Regions from separate parts of the Homo sapiens genome. Here all the other regions are linked to region 1. A link is a contact called in ENCODE Hi-C or POLR2A ChIA-PET data. All regions are on one chromosome and are shown on one strand. The core of a region is the stretch at or near the end of the contact, and the rest is flanking DNA. Distances in the headings are between cores, read along the strand shown.

Region 1 (2,720 bases), core at 103-2,602:
TGGATAATAAGGGGGTTGTGAGAGTTACAAGGAATTGGCAACAGTTAATTCTATAAAATAGGAACTCCAAATGCATGTAAGATATGTGGGAGGCCACACAGATACGGAACCATCTGGCCTCTATCCTGTTTGGCTGTCTGAGAGCGCCAGACTATGCAGAACACACATTCAACTTTTAAACATCCTCTTTGCAATGTCTTCACTCAACGATGTCACACGCAGGTGTTAATATGGCAATGTTCTTGGTTGCCTTGGCAATTTGACAAAATAAACTTGGAGTTTTAGCCCTTAAAAAGAAATGTACAGGTGCTAAAACTTTTTTAAAAAGGATTAGCTATTTTGAGATTCAATAGAATTTAACTATTTTTAAATGTCAAAGAAAATCCAGAGTTCACTAAGATGTAATTAAGAAGTGAAAACACTTTCTTCCCACATTGAACGGAAGTGGTTTTATTTGCTCAAAAAGAGATACTGACTTCAGGACCAGTGTTTTAGCAATAAGGAAACTACTCACAAGTAAAAAGTTCTGCTTTTTAAAAACCCTGGAAATGCCATTACTAAAATTGATCACGTACTTATTTACTTTTGGTTTTGAGTAACTTCTAGGATGTTTAAAAAATAAAACCCACCCTCACAGGACAGGGATTTTCCACCAGTGAATATAAACATATAGAAAGGAATATGCTCTAGAGTTGGCACTGTATTCTCAAAGGGGAGTCCCTCAATTAGTTTGGTCAGTTTTTCTTTGAAGTAAATTTAGTCTCTTCCAAGGTAATACTTTGATAAAGACAACAATTATTTTTCCATCCAAGTTCTATCACACACTCTTCTTGGAGTTGTAGGATGGCTGCCAGCGCATGCTTCTTGTTTCATAACCAGTAGGGGGAGCAAGAGTGCTTTTATCGAGCATTTGCAAGCAAAAGTTCTGGGATTCATCCTCACTGGTCTAGCCTAGGTCACATACCAGTAATTTTTGCTGGGGGAATGGATTCTGCAGCTTGGCTTAAACCAAACTGAATTATTTCCAAAGTTACAAGCAGGACTAAGTTTCCCGAAAGCACAAGGGCTTTGTGGAGGAGATGTGAATACTTTAAAAGCTGGATATTGGTAAGAAGCGGGAAGAGGACAATGAATCTTGAATTCGTGTGTTCAAAAGTGAAAATATTGGAGTTTCTGAGTTTCAAGGTAATGTAGAAGGTAAGCAAGCAGGCATTGTCAGTATCCTGAGGGATCATGTCCAAGAACTTTACAGAACCCAAAGGCAGAGGAGAGAGCCAGGAATGCTGGTGTCCTGAGGAACATGCGGCAGTGGCACTGCTCTTCCTGGGCCCCTAGGGGCGCACCACTGAGAAGCATCAAAAGCACCTTCAGTTTGGCAGTCTGGAAAAGGAGATCTTGCAGCTGAAATCAAGGTGAGAAAGAGTAGCAGCTTCCTTTAGAGGCGAGTGTCTTAGGCATAAGCACGTCCTCAATAAGGCAGTGGTGGCAGCCACTGAAATATGACACTGAAAAAGAGATTGCCTGTCCCCAAAATATTGTGGAGGTTGTGTTACTAGGTACCATCAGTGCAGCACATTAAGTGCTGGGAACACAGAGCTCAGTGGGGAAATGGAAATCTCTTGGGATCCACAGGATAAAAAAGAAAGAAATCTCAGGTAAAAGCTGGTGCTTGGGTTGTACTTGTTGCAAATTTATAACTTTGCCAGAAGGCAGTGTTGTCTCAAATTTATAAGAAAGGAGACAGTTTATGTAGGACATTCCCCTACCTTAGATATAGTCAGCGTATAGTGCCTAAATTGATTTTCCGTGGGGAGAAGTCTCCTAACTGTGTTTAGGTTCATAGACCATGGATTACGGACAATTGCATAAACTTCCTGGCACCCTGTTGAGAGCCATCCATCTTCCCTTCCTATTTTGGATATCATTAAATCACAATAAATACTGTATTATGGGAATAACATTTTTCCTGGGATAAGTACCTCCATTCTAGCGAGAGATATCTCAGATCACAGGTGTTACTGGAAAAACTCCTAAAGCTGAAAATGAACAGACCAAGGAATCAAAGAAGGCTTTACTTTCTCTAAACTTTAACTTAGAGAATTTGATTTTGGATTTTAATGTTTTTGGACTTTGATATGCTATGTTGAATAATATTATTGGATATAATTGAGGATGGGACGTGAAATGAAAGGGGAGTGAATTTCTGAGCTGTTTTTCCCCACAGTCTAGTTTCTCCACAAAGAACTGCATCTCCCATTCTTGGTCCATGTGTTTAGGCAAGGCTGACTTTAACCTCAGCCTCAGAAATAGGTACAGTCCCAGGTCTGACCAATAAAAGTACTTTGTTCTTCTGAAGGAAGGTGATTGGATCAGGGATAGACATGTGACCTCAGCAAAGCCAATGACCTTTACTAGATTTATTCAGAAAGAACATTCCCATTCGTTGGAATTCTAGTTGTGCGGATAATAAAAACCCATTGCTGCTGATAAATATTTTTATCATCACTTGGGGGAGGCTGTCTGAGAAAGAGGCCAGCACAGTGGAACGTAGAACCAAGTAATGGAGAGGCTGTGTTTTCTTTTTTTGAGCCACTCAGTTCTACCATAGCAGCATCTTAACCATAGACTAGGAAATTATGTGAGCAAATAAATTCTCTTTTTTGTTTACATTGAACAAATAAACTCAGTGTTGGTACAGAACGTATATTGTATATCGTCAT
Region 2 (2,720 bases), core at 67-2,566, 840 kb after region 1:
ATCCTCAAAGAAAGCCCCCCATGGAAGCTTCTTCCTCTGTGAGTTCTTTGGTTCAGAAAAGATGTCTCCATACATTGGCAGGGTTTGGAGTGGAATATAAGCAAAAAGAAGAGTTCCTGCACCGCCTCACCCCAAAGCCTGACCTCCTAGGTTCCTTAAGAAGGAGGGAGAGAAACTGAAAACCAGTCATCCAGGTCAGAGCCCCTCCCTAGTACTAAGTTGTCACTTCAATTTCCGCCTGGGGAAGAAGAGAAAGGGTGACTCACTTGACTCCTACAGCCTGGGAAGATAATTAGAAGGGAAAAAGAAATTAAATCCTTAGAACACTGAGGTGCCCATGATTTAAAAGTCTCATTCCTACAACTGGCCACTGTGGCCTCTTGAGCTTCTGAAAGAAATATTCACCTTAGTTTCCATCTCTGAGAGAAACTAATGAGAGTAAGAACAAGATATGAAACCTCCTGCAGGCCCATGTCAATCTTTCTGACTCGACTCTTTCTTCAGTTTTGTTTTTTGAGACAGGGTCTCGCTCTCTTGCCCAGGCTGGAGTGTAGTGGCAAGATCACAGCTCACTGCAGCCTCAAACTCCTGAGCTCCAGTGATCCTCCCACCCCAGCCTCCTGGGTAGCTGGGACTACAGATGCACACCACCACGCCCGGCTAATTTTTTGTAGAGACAGGGTTTCACCATGTTGCCCAGGCTGGACTCAACTCTTGAGCTCAAAGCGATTTGCCCGCCTCAGCCTCCCAAAGTGCTGGGATTACAGACATGAGCCACCATGCCCAGCCAGTTTCATTTTTAGGCAAAGCAACTCAGTTTCTTGGGGATCCTGCCAACCTATCCCTGGATGATGAACTTTACCCTACAACCTTCTGGATATCAACTTGGTCCAGATAAAGTGTGTAATCCTGGAATGGAATTCCAGTATCTGTTGCCAAAATAAAGTCTGCCCCCACAGTGCCAGAATCTAGAAATGATGCAAATAACAACTTCATGGACAATATTTGCTCCTAGATTCACAGAACCATTGCTTCCAATCAGCACTATAAGGGAACACCCCACCAAGGAGAGGCATGTGTGAGCAGAGCCCGTTCTTGCCATATCCCAAATTCTGCTTGATTTAAGGAGAGGCTTTCCGTTGCTATGGTACTTTGCCAGATTCCTAGGTGACCACCCCAAGTGGCCTGTCTGAATCTGTTGCCTTTGATGGAAGATGAGGCCAGAGCTCAGAACAGGAGATGTTGGGGCTCGTCCTTAGACTATGGCAATAATCATAAAGCTCTAAAAGCCTAGGGAGTGGTCACAGCCCAGAAGGCTGGCTGACTCATTGACAGGACTACCAGACCTATACCATCTCAGGTAGAACGGGTTCTTCTGCCCATCCATTCAGCACTCCTGTTTTCAAGACCAAATAAAATTGGCAGAGTGGGGCCAGGTATGGTGGCTCACGCCTGTAACCCTAGCACTCTGGGACACCAAGGTAAGTGGATCACCTGAGGTCAGGAGTTCGAGACCAGCCTGGCCAACATGGTGAAACTCTGTCTCTACTAAAAATACAAAAATTATCCGGGCGTGGTGGTGGGCACCAGTAATCCCAGCTACTCGGGAGGCTGAGGCAAGAGAATCACTTGAACCCGGGGGGCAGAGGTTGCAGTGAGCCAAGATCGCGCCACTTCACGACAGCCTGGGCGTAAAAGCCAAACTCCGTCTCAAAATATATATACAAAATAAAATAAAAAATAAAAATAAATAAAATTGGGAGAATGGATTCCAATATCCACACTCCTGAAACCCTGTTTCAGAGCACTCCCTAATGCATCCTGTTACAAAAAAATGGTTAAGTTCTTAGAAAGAAACACAAAGTAGGAGTCAAGAATCTTTGGATTTTAATCCTGCCTCAATTAATACTTCTCTATGCAAGGCCTTAGGTAATCCACATGAAACTCTCCAACCTTGTTACTTCAGCTACATAGTACAAACATGAGAATGAAGGAGAAAGATCTTCATTCAAAAGTTATTAGAATTCATTTTTTTTGAGACAGGGTCTCGCTCTGTCACCCATGCTTGGCTCACTAAAATTGCCTCCCAGATTCAAGCAACCCTTCAGCCTTACCCTCCCAAGTAGCTGGGACTACAGGTGCATGCCACCATGACCAGCTGACTTTGCTTATTTTTTGTAGAGACAGGTCTCACTATGTTGGCCAGGCTGGTCTCGAACTCCTGGGCTCAGCGATCCTCCCGCCTCAGCCTCCCAAAGTACTAGGATTACAGGTGTGAGCCACTGCTCCCAGCCGCTAGAATTTTTTTTTTTTTTTTTTTTGAGACAGAGTTTTGCTCTGTCACCCAGGCTGGAGTGCAGTGACGCGATCTCGGCTCACTGCAAGCTCCGCCTCCCGGGTTCACACCATTTTCCTGCCTCAGCCTCCCGAGTAGCTGGGACTACAGGCGCCCACCACCACGCCTGGCTAATTTTTTTGTATTTTTAGTAGAGAACGGGTTTCACCGTGTTAGCCAGGATGGTCTCGATCTCCTGACCTCCTGATCTGCCTGTCTCAGCCTCCCAAAGTGCTAGAATTCTTTTTAAACTAGCTGGCTTGATACTGAGCATTCAGTGGACAGAAGACAAAAGAAAACATTATTAACTATCACCATCATTATCATCATCATCAATTATTCCACCTCTACCTTCCCCTATCTGAAATACTAGGAATTCAAGGAC
Region 3 (2,720 bases), core at 141-2,640, 740 kb after region 1:
TGACTTTGGCAGACAGTCAGGAGTCGTAATTACAAGTCCAGCCCAATGCCTTTCCAGCTTTGCCACTTACATTTTTTATTTATTTATTTTTTTGAGATGGAGTCTCGCTTAGTGGCCCAGGCTGGAGTGCTGTGGTGCAATCTCAGCTCACTGCAACCTCCACCTCCTGGGTTCAGGCGATTCTCCTGCCTCAGCCTCCCGAATAGCTGGGATTACAGGTGCATGACACCACACCGGGCTAATTTTTTGTATTTTTAGTGGAGACGGGGTTTCACCGTGTCAGCCAGGATGGTCTCGATCTCCTGACCTCATGATCCGCCTGCCTCAGCCTCCCATAGTGCTGGGATTACAGGCGTGAGCCACGGCAGCCGGCCTCCACTTACTTAGATTTTTAAATAGACTACATTTCCTCTCACCAAAAAAAAAAAAAAAAAATCAAAGAATTCCTGAAGTCAGGGGGTTGAGGAAACATAAAGTGAAACTTGTTATTCCCCCTTAAGACTAGATTTTCTGAGAATACCTAGTTTTACTCTCAATAAGCCATTAAGTCCTACATTACTGGATCCCACCCACACTAGAAAGATATTCCTGCTATTACCCAGAGTCCATAGTCCATAGTAAAGATCCTTCATCCAAGCAATGATAATGATAAAAACTCAGTCTCGTCTGTAAGAACTCCCAACCAAAAGAAGTTAAATTAAATCAAATACCCAGAAGGACCAAACAACTAGACAGTGCTAACCAGATAGGAGGTCCAAAAAACAAAAAAATCACTTACCGGCCGGGCGTGGTGGCTCAAGCCTGTAATCCCAGCACTTTGGGAGGCCGAGGTGAGCGGATCACAAGGTCAGGGGTTTGAGACCGGCCTGACCAACATGGTGAAACCCCGTCTCTACTAAAAATAAAAAATTAGCCAGGCTTGGTGGTGCACACCTGTAATCCCAGCTACTCAGGAGGCTGAGGCAGGAGAATCACTTGAACCCGGGAGGCGGAGGTTGCAGTGAGCCGAGATCATGCCGCTGCACTCCAGCATGGGTGACAGAGCTAGACTCAGTACCCCACACACACACACACACAAAAAAATCACCTACCAATAGCACAGTCCCTGGAATGATTTCTTCTACTGTAAACTGACTAAAGAAATACAATTTGGAATTATGATTCTTAAGAGGTTAAGTGTATAGGCTTTGTTATCTGCCTGGGTTTAAGTATAAGATCTATCCTTATTAGCTATATGACTTTGGGCAAAGTATCAACCACTCGAAACTGCAGCTTCCTTTTTTGTAAAATGGAGGAATAAAAATACACAGGGTGGTTGTGAAGATTAAATGAGGCATTTCATGTAAAGTGCTTAGAAAAATGTCTTGACGCACAGAAAGCCAGTAATATTGTTACTACTACAGGGACTAGAGCTTGGGTGTGGTTGGTGGAGTTTTTGAAGTTTGTAAACCAGCCTCCCCAGGCTCCCCTCTTTCATTTGCAGCAGACCTGAAAACTACAGGAATTATTCACTTTTAGAGGGAAAAACAAAATAAAACTCCAGATTAGGGGTCAAAAGACTGGGGGTCCAAGTCTTGGCTCCTCCAAAAACTAGCTAGGAGACCTTGGAAAAGTTATAACCCCTGTAAGCTTCCATTTCTATTACTCTTCATGGTTTAGTTTTAATGAGCTAATATATATAAAACCATAGCCTATGTGAACTCTGAAGTTCACCAATCTTTGGGTTTTTGCAAAAATAATTTTGTCTTCAGAGCCAGTCTCAAAGGCAGCTCTCCTCCTTTCTTCCTATTTATTCATTATAAAATCAAAACCAATGTCATGGCCGGGCACCACGGCTCATGCCTGTAATCACAGCACTTTAGGAGGCTGAGATGGGAGGATCACTTGAGTTCAGGAGTTCGAAACCAGCCTGGTCAACATGGTGAAACCCCATCTCTACTTAAAATACAAAAAAATTAGCCGGGCATGTTGGCACACACCTGTAATCCCAGCTATTCAGGAGGCTGAGGCAGGAGAATCACTTGAACTCAAGAGACAAAAGTTTCAGTGTGCCGAGATTGTGCCACTGCACTCCAGCCTGGATGACAGAGTAAGACTCTGTCTCAAAAACAACAACAACAAAACGAGTGTCACAAATTTATGCTCTCCATCTAAAAACAATGACAGGCAAAACTCCATTTCCATGTCGTTCTAGGGAATTTTTTTTTTTTTTTTTTGAGACAGGATCTAGCTCTTGTCGCCCTGGCTAGAGTGCAGTGGTGTGATCACAGCTCACTACAGCATGGACCTCGTGGGCTCAAGCAATCCTCTTGCCTTGGCCTCCCAAAGTGCAGGGATTACTGGCATGAGCCACTGTGCCCAGCCATTCTAGGGAATGCAAAGGGCTTTTTTCAAAAGCACACTGGGCTGGGCAAAGTGGCTCACACCTGTAATCCCAGCACTTTGGGAGGCCAAGGTGGGCAGATCACTTGAGCCCAGGAGTTTAAAGATCAGCCTGGGCAACATGGCAAAACCCCACCTCTACAAAAAAATTACAAAAATTAACTGGGCATGGTGGTGCACACTGTAGTCCCAGCTACTCAGGAGGCTGAGGTGGGAGAATTGCTTGAGTCTAGGAGGTCCAGACCACAGTGAGCCACAATCACTACATTGCCACCTGGGCGACAGAGTAAGACCCTGTCTCAAAAATAAATACGTAAATAAATAAATAAATAGCATAC
Region 4 (2,720 bases), core at 88-2,587, 690 kb before region 1:
AAATGACCAATAACAGATGCTCAAGGAGTATTTATTTAATGGATTGATGAATTAGGCTTTCACTAGAATGTCCTAGAGAACTGTGTTGAGAATGATGTTGAGGCAACTTCAGGGCTCAGTGGAAATCAAGGGTATTACTGCTCAGTGATGTCTGCCATGACATGGAAGAGGAGTGTGGAAGCCTACAGGCCAAAAGGGCTAAGCTTTTGCCACATCAGGGTGTCCTTCTTCTTTTTCTTTTCTTTTGTTTTTCTTTTTCTTTTCTTGTCTCTTCTTTTCTTTTCCTTCCTTCCTTCCTTCCTTCCTTCCTTCCTTCCTTCCTTCCTTCCCTCCTTCCTTCCCTCCTTCCTTCCTTCCTTCCTGCTTTCTTGCTTTTTTTTTTCAGTGTCTCACTATGTTAGCCAGGCTGGCCTTGAACTCCTGGGCTCAAGGGATCCTCCTGCTTCAGCTTCTTGAATAGCTGAGACTACAGGCTCACACCCTCAAACCAGCTCCTCTTTAGTCCAGTGGAAGTACCACCTCAAATCACTGACATGTGTCCTCCAAATCTAAATTTGCAAACGCCAAAGAGAAAAAAAAGAGCAGAAGGGGAATAATTGATGATGAGAAAATGGATCAAGGAAAGTGGAAGAGAGAGGAAGAAAAAGAGTGCTAATAGAGAACAGAAATGAAATGGCTTAGGCCATCAAATTCTGGCCTAGCTTTTAATGGGAATATGCAACACTTCACATGGGCCTCCTGTTTTCACCCTCCAGATTAAAAGGAGTCATGAAATCACTATGTTCTTAGTTTTGTGGTCAGATCACCAAATGATCCTGGTGGAAAGAAGAGCCTCTGAGGGGAAGAAGCTGACAACGCAACTCTTAAAACGTCAGGCTAGGAATCAACTGTTCAGAAAGGAAAATACTGCCACTTTGTTCACTGATACTTTCCAGATTTTCCATAACAAAGTTTACTGCAAAGTCTTTAAAAGCCATAGTTCTCTGATCTACTTAGTAATTATTTAACCATCAGTTTTCACACTGGTTTCCTAGATTCCTGCTGAAAGGGAATTGTCCCAGCAAATGCAACTAGACTTTCCTCCCCATTTTAGACCACAGGTGAAATGCAGAAGTAGGAAACACCTGGATTAGTTCCAAGCCCACACAGAAGCGAACCTCAGATATGAATCACGGTTTGGCGCTGAATGAGATGGTGTCAGAAGGTTGCACGGGATCAAACAGAGAAAGAAAGCAGATGTGGGACTTCCTTCTTGCCTCTTTTTGGAGGAAGTGAAATCGCCGTTCAGCAACGCAGATGCAAAGTTTTTGTAGACAAGATGCCTCTTTCTTTTAGAGATCAGTGTTAGCCACAGGCCATTACTCCTCAAGTGTGGCCATCTGGGGAGGTTATGTGACTGCATATGCATTCCAGTACAAGAAAAAGCAAAGGAAATTTCTGGTGAACAGAATAAAACAGAAAAGTTGTGGGTAAAATGCACTGGTCACCACTTCCTCATATGTGACTGTTATGAGCAGTTCTTCTGCTCCTGGTATGTAAAATTAAGTTAAGCCAAATTTCCCATCATTTGCACTTCTCCTTTCACTGTTTCCCAGAGAACTGGAAAGAGAACTTCCTTGAGCACAGCAGTCACATAATCCATAGGCTTTGGGTCATTTCAGGAATATAAAAATTCCAGAACTAAGTTTTTTTGTTTGTTTGTTTGTTTGTGTTTTTGACAGTCTCACTCTGTCTCGCAGGCTGGAGTGCAGTGGCACGATCTCGGCTCACTGCAGCCTCGAACTCTTGGGTTCAAGCAATTCTCCTGCCTCAGCCTCCCAAGTAGCTGGGATTACAGTTGTGTGTCACCACTACATCTGGCTAATTTTTTTGTATTTTTAGTAGAGATGTGGTTTCTCCATGTTGGCCAGGCTGGTCTTGAACTCCCGGCCTCAAGTGATCCATCCACCTCGGATTCCCAAAGTGCTGGGATTACAGGCATGAGCCACCCTGCCTGGCCTGTTTCTTTTGTTTTTTTTTTACATGGTTGTGCATTGGTTATTTTCCTGAGCACAAAAGTGATGATTACCCAATACCCATCAGTGTTTGGTACTTAATAGGCTCTGAATACAAATTTCTCGAGTTAATAAATACATGCTCATTGTTGAAAACTCAAAAAACACAGAAAAGAGGAAAAAATTAAAATAATTTAGAAAAACCTCTCAACCAGATGTAATTACTGTCTATGCATTGGCGTACATCCCTCTAGTTATGTACATAGTTGGGGTCATGCTGAATGTTTATCATTCTTTTTTTTCATAACATTATTGTCAGAGATATTTGAACCAGAATAACTCCATCTCGAATAGGGGCTGGGTAAAAGAAGGCTGGGCTGCATTCCCAGAGGGTTAAGTATTCTAAGTCATGGGATGAGATAGAAGATTGGCATAAGATACAGATACAGATCACAAAGATCTTTCTGATAAAAGAGCATGCAGTAAAGAAGGCAGCCAAAACCCACCAAAACTAAGATGGCGACAAGAGTGAACTCTGGTCATCCTCATTGTTCATTATACACTAATTGTAGTGCATTCGCATGCTAAAAGATGTTTCCACCAGTGCCATGACTGCCAATTTCCAGAAGTTACCCTGTATAGTCTAAAAAGGAGAGGAACCCTTAGTTCTGGGAATTGCCCACCTCTTTCCCAGAAAACTCATGATTAATCCACCCCTTGTTTAGC
Region 5 (2,720 bases), core at 134-2,633, 580 kb before region 1:
ATGGTTTGCAAGGAACTGGACATTATGCAATTAAGGACAGTGACAATTGAAATGTATCCTATAATCCACTTTAGCAGACTACCTTGAGGAATTCCAGGCCAGTGTGGCAAGGAAGGGCAGCAAGACAAAACCAGTAGGAATTCCAGATTTAAGGAGACAAAGCTGAGAGACTAAGGTGACAAGAGGTCACAGGCCAAAGACATGGTGGGAGACCTGCACAGAGAGGGAACTCTGGATATATGAAGAGGGTTCCCCTAAAGCATTCAGCTGTGTACTGATCAGAGCAGCAGCTGAGAAAACTTTCCAAGGCCAGGAAAGAACCACCCTAAAACTGTCATAGTCTAACTTTCCACCAACCCTCTCCCTGTAACCCTTTTAGGGATCCCCATTTCCTCATTTCTAGATTAAGGACTTTGGCTCAGATGAAACTTTTATTGTTCGTGTGAATTGGTTCCTCTAAGCTTTTTAAAAAGGATTCCAGATCCCACCCTCACAGACTCTGATTCAGTATGTCGGGGTGTGGCTATGGAATCTGCATTTTTACCTGCCTCACTCCACAACCCCCGCCTCAAAGGCGCACCAAGTTCTTTGAACAGCTGCCTCTGTCACCGCAGGATGACCTCAATGCTTTCCTAAAGCCCCAGAACCTATGAAGGTAACCTGTGCTTGAAGCTGTGCTTGCTTACAGAAACAGAGACTGGATGTCAGTAACCACCGTGCTACAAGATGGGAAACGAACTTAGAAGCGCTACCCTAACCTGAATCCTTGCTGATTACCATACCTCAATCTGTGCCTCGGGGAGAAACGCAGCTTGCTAGGCACATGTAGTGTTGGGTGGCAACAGAAAATAGGAGACTGCCACACTCAGCTGTTTCTGGAAAGCCCCGTCTCTTTCCAGAAATCCTTGCTTTCCAACTACCTGCCCTAAAAGACCTTAAGAAGCACCCTCACACTACACTCCAGGCACTTTGAGCAGGAGCTCTCCTACTCCATTCCTTGATCAGTGAATAGTTTCTGCTCTGCTTAACCGAACCTGGTCTCCTTCTATGGGCGCGAACGGCACCGGGCAGGGAAAGGACCCACCAGGGTCAAACGACCCTCTCGAGATTCAGGAACACCCAGATGATCTCTAAGTATCTCTTCAGGAGTACAACTCTTGGCCTTTGAAGCTGAGACAGGGGGAAGGGAATTACAACGGGCGGCTGCCCAGCTCCCCATCCAAAACCCCCTTGACTTTGGGCTGAGGTCCTTCTGCCTACTGCCCTTGTCAGCCATCCCCCTAAGAACTCCAGGTCCGACCCGGGAAAAGAAAAACCACTCACAGAACCGGAGAGTCTGTCCACACGGTGCAAGTGCCCGTCAGTGCCCGCCGCTCTGGATTTGCAGGTGCTGGAAAGACTGCTCTTTTATATCTCTCAGCTGAACTTTTCCCGCCTAGAAGGGCTCGCCCGTGCGCGGCAGGAGCCTGGGAACTGACACTCTCGCTGGCCAATGGACGAAGAGTCTCTGGAGGCTGTTTTTCTCTCATTGGATGTAAATGACTCATCTCTCATCCACTGTGGAAGCCAATTATCATCACTCCAGACAGTGATTGAAGGGAAGGACCGGATGAGCGCGCAGCGCGCGCAGGTGGGTCTGAAGGCCGGGCCGAGGGTACTGCGCGCCAACCCGCCCACCCTCCCTATTTGTCTGGATGACCCTTCCCGGTCTCAGTGATCCCCTCCCCGGCACCACTCAGTCCACGGCCAGTTCCCGTGTCCCAGGATAAACTAAGCAATCACCGCCCTGCTCTTTCCCGCTCATGGGCGTCCCCTGTCTCCCAGTGGAGGCTAGGGAGGAGCTGCGCGGTAGCTGGGCGGAGTGGGAGGTGCCTGGAGGTTTCGCGCTTTCTCCGACTTTTGATTGCCAGCGCGCTGGCGGGAGCCGCGCGCTGGCGGCAGCTGCAGGGCGAATAGCCCGCCAAGTTGCTTAGGTGTGTGGCAGTTGCTGCCTTTCTGCAGCGGCGGGGTGGGCGACGGTGGCGGGATGAGCATCCAGGCGGGATCCTTTGGCGGCAGCAGCAGAGAGAGCTCCACCCGGATAATGCAGAGGCCCAGGCTCCAGCGGACTTCAAGTCCCAGAGCAGGCTGCACCCGCGTCTGCGTGAAATCTAAAGGGACTTGGCCTGATCACAAATGAGCTAACTTCGCGGCGGGGCTGGCGAACACAGACAATGCCAGCCTGGAGGAGGCAGTGGCCAGCACTGCTTAGGCCTCGTTCCCAGGACGCGCATTACTGAGTGCTGTACTTTACCCTTTGGATGAAGGCTCCAGAGTACGACCTCCCCAAACTGATATCAAAGAAGTGCTTTGCATGGGGCTTGAGAAAACATCTTACTGTTTAAGAAAAGAACGTCTTACTGTCTGAGAAGCTGAATAGAATGAGATGCCATCAGTATTGGGTGTTATTTTTCAGAAGTTGCTCAAAGAAGGAGAGAAGATGGTTAAGTGGGGATGGAGACAATTATTTTGTAACTCATAGAAGGACAGATGTTTATGTAACAGTTGATAGTTTTGGTGGAATAATCATGAGCATGTTTCTGAAATTAATATAAAATATACAGAGACCCCTAAAATCACTGCTTAAATTACACGGGTCTTGAGGTGTTCGGAAAGAGCAAACTTTGGAAGTATAATTGTAAAAATAATGTCATACAGACAAAGAGAAGAGAAAACTTAAC

Evidence for each region. A loop is a pair of places that touch in the nucleus more often than their neighbours do. ChIA-PET counts read pairs that join two places held with the same protein, here RNA polymerase II (POLR2A). Pooled maps may share reads with other maps.
Region 2: a pooled map shows a loop between it and region 1 (4-fold over the local background). The contact joins two enhancer-like sites. A Hi-C loop is called at or near these places in 4 of 50 pooled maps. POLR2A ChIA-PET finds 5 or more read pairs at or near these places in 4 of 52 experiments (Panc1, WTC11, activated CD4-positive, alpha-beta T cell and 1 more).
Region 3: a pooled map shows a loop between it and region 1 (4-fold over the local background). The contact joins two enhancer-like sites. A Hi-C loop is called at or near these places in 3 of 168 maps with a recorded cell type or tissue (CD8-positive, alpha-beta T cell and naive thymus-derived CD4-positive, alpha-beta T cell), 3 of 37 single-sample maps with no recorded cell type and 11 of 50 pooled maps. POLR2A ChIA-PET finds 5 or more read pairs at or near these places in 2 of 52 experiments (GM12878 and IMR-90).
Region 4: a map with no recorded cell type shows a loop between it and region 1 (26-fold over the local background). The contact joins two enhancer-like sites. A Hi-C loop is called at or near these places in 5 of 37 single-sample maps with no recorded cell type and 3 of 50 pooled maps.
Region 5: a pooled map shows a loop between it and region 1 (5-fold over the local background). The contact joins the promoter of FAM111B here to the enhancer-like site in region 1. A Hi-C loop is called at or near these places in 1 of 37 single-sample maps with no recorded cell type and 8 of 50 pooled maps. POLR2A ChIA-PET finds 5 or more read pairs at or near these places in 1 of 52 experiments (GM12878).

What each region holds. Positions count from the first base shown.
Region 1 is chr11:58,522,928-58,525,647 of GRCh38, reverse strand. No RefSeq gene overlaps it. Among named protein-coding and RNA genes, the nearest start is that of OR5B21, 16 kb to the right of the region's middle. RefSeq lists a silencer at 758-1,052. Within about 2 kb of position 1,352, at least 17 of the 41 ENCODE cell types and tissues checked have a DNase peak (open chromatin) inside an H3K27ac peak, as active enhancers do; they include GM12878, where a contact is called at or near this core.
Region 2 is chr11:57,678,172-57,680,891 of GRCh38, reverse strand. The region is part of intron 2 of ZDHHC5 (zDHHC palmitoyltransferase 5); the gene reads right to left. Among named protein-coding and RNA genes, the nearest start is that of ZDHHC5, 11 kb to the right of the region's middle. Within about 2 kb of position 1,316, at least 2 of the 41 ENCODE cell types and tissues checked have a DNase peak (open chromatin) inside an H3K27ac peak, as active enhancers do.
Region 3 is chr11:57,783,906-57,786,625 of GRCh38, reverse strand. All of the region lies in intron 1 of CTNND1 (catenin delta 1), which reads right to left. The region is part of intron 2 of TMX2-CTNND1 (TMX2-CTNND1 readthrough (NMD candidate)); the gene reads right to left. Among named protein-coding and RNA genes, the nearest start is that of CTNND1, 23 kb to the right of the region's middle. RefSeq lists an enhancer at 1,870-2,370. Within about 2 kb of position 1,390, at least 4 of the 41 ENCODE cell types and tissues checked have a DNase peak (open chromatin) inside an H3K27ac peak, as active enhancers do; they include GM12878, where a contact is called at or near this core.
Region 4 is chr11:59,215,533-59,218,252 of GRCh38, reverse strand. No RefSeq gene overlaps it. Among named protein-coding and RNA genes, the nearest start is that of MPEG1, 4.0 kb to the right of the region's middle. Within about 2 kb of position 1,337, at least 14 of the 41 ENCODE cell types and tissues checked have a DNase peak (open chromatin) inside an H3K27ac peak, as active enhancers do.
Region 5 is chr11:59,105,900-59,108,619 of GRCh38, reverse strand. It overlaps FAM111B (FAM111 trypsin like peptidase B), which reads right to left and starts at 1,383. Exons shown (of 4, transcript NM_198947.4): 1 at 1,324-1,383. It overlaps LOC105369315 (a long non-coding RNA gene), which reads left to right and starts at 1,895. Exons shown (of 3, transcript XR_007062680.1): 1 at 1,895-2,720. RefSeq lists enhancers at 215-264, 1,405-1,494.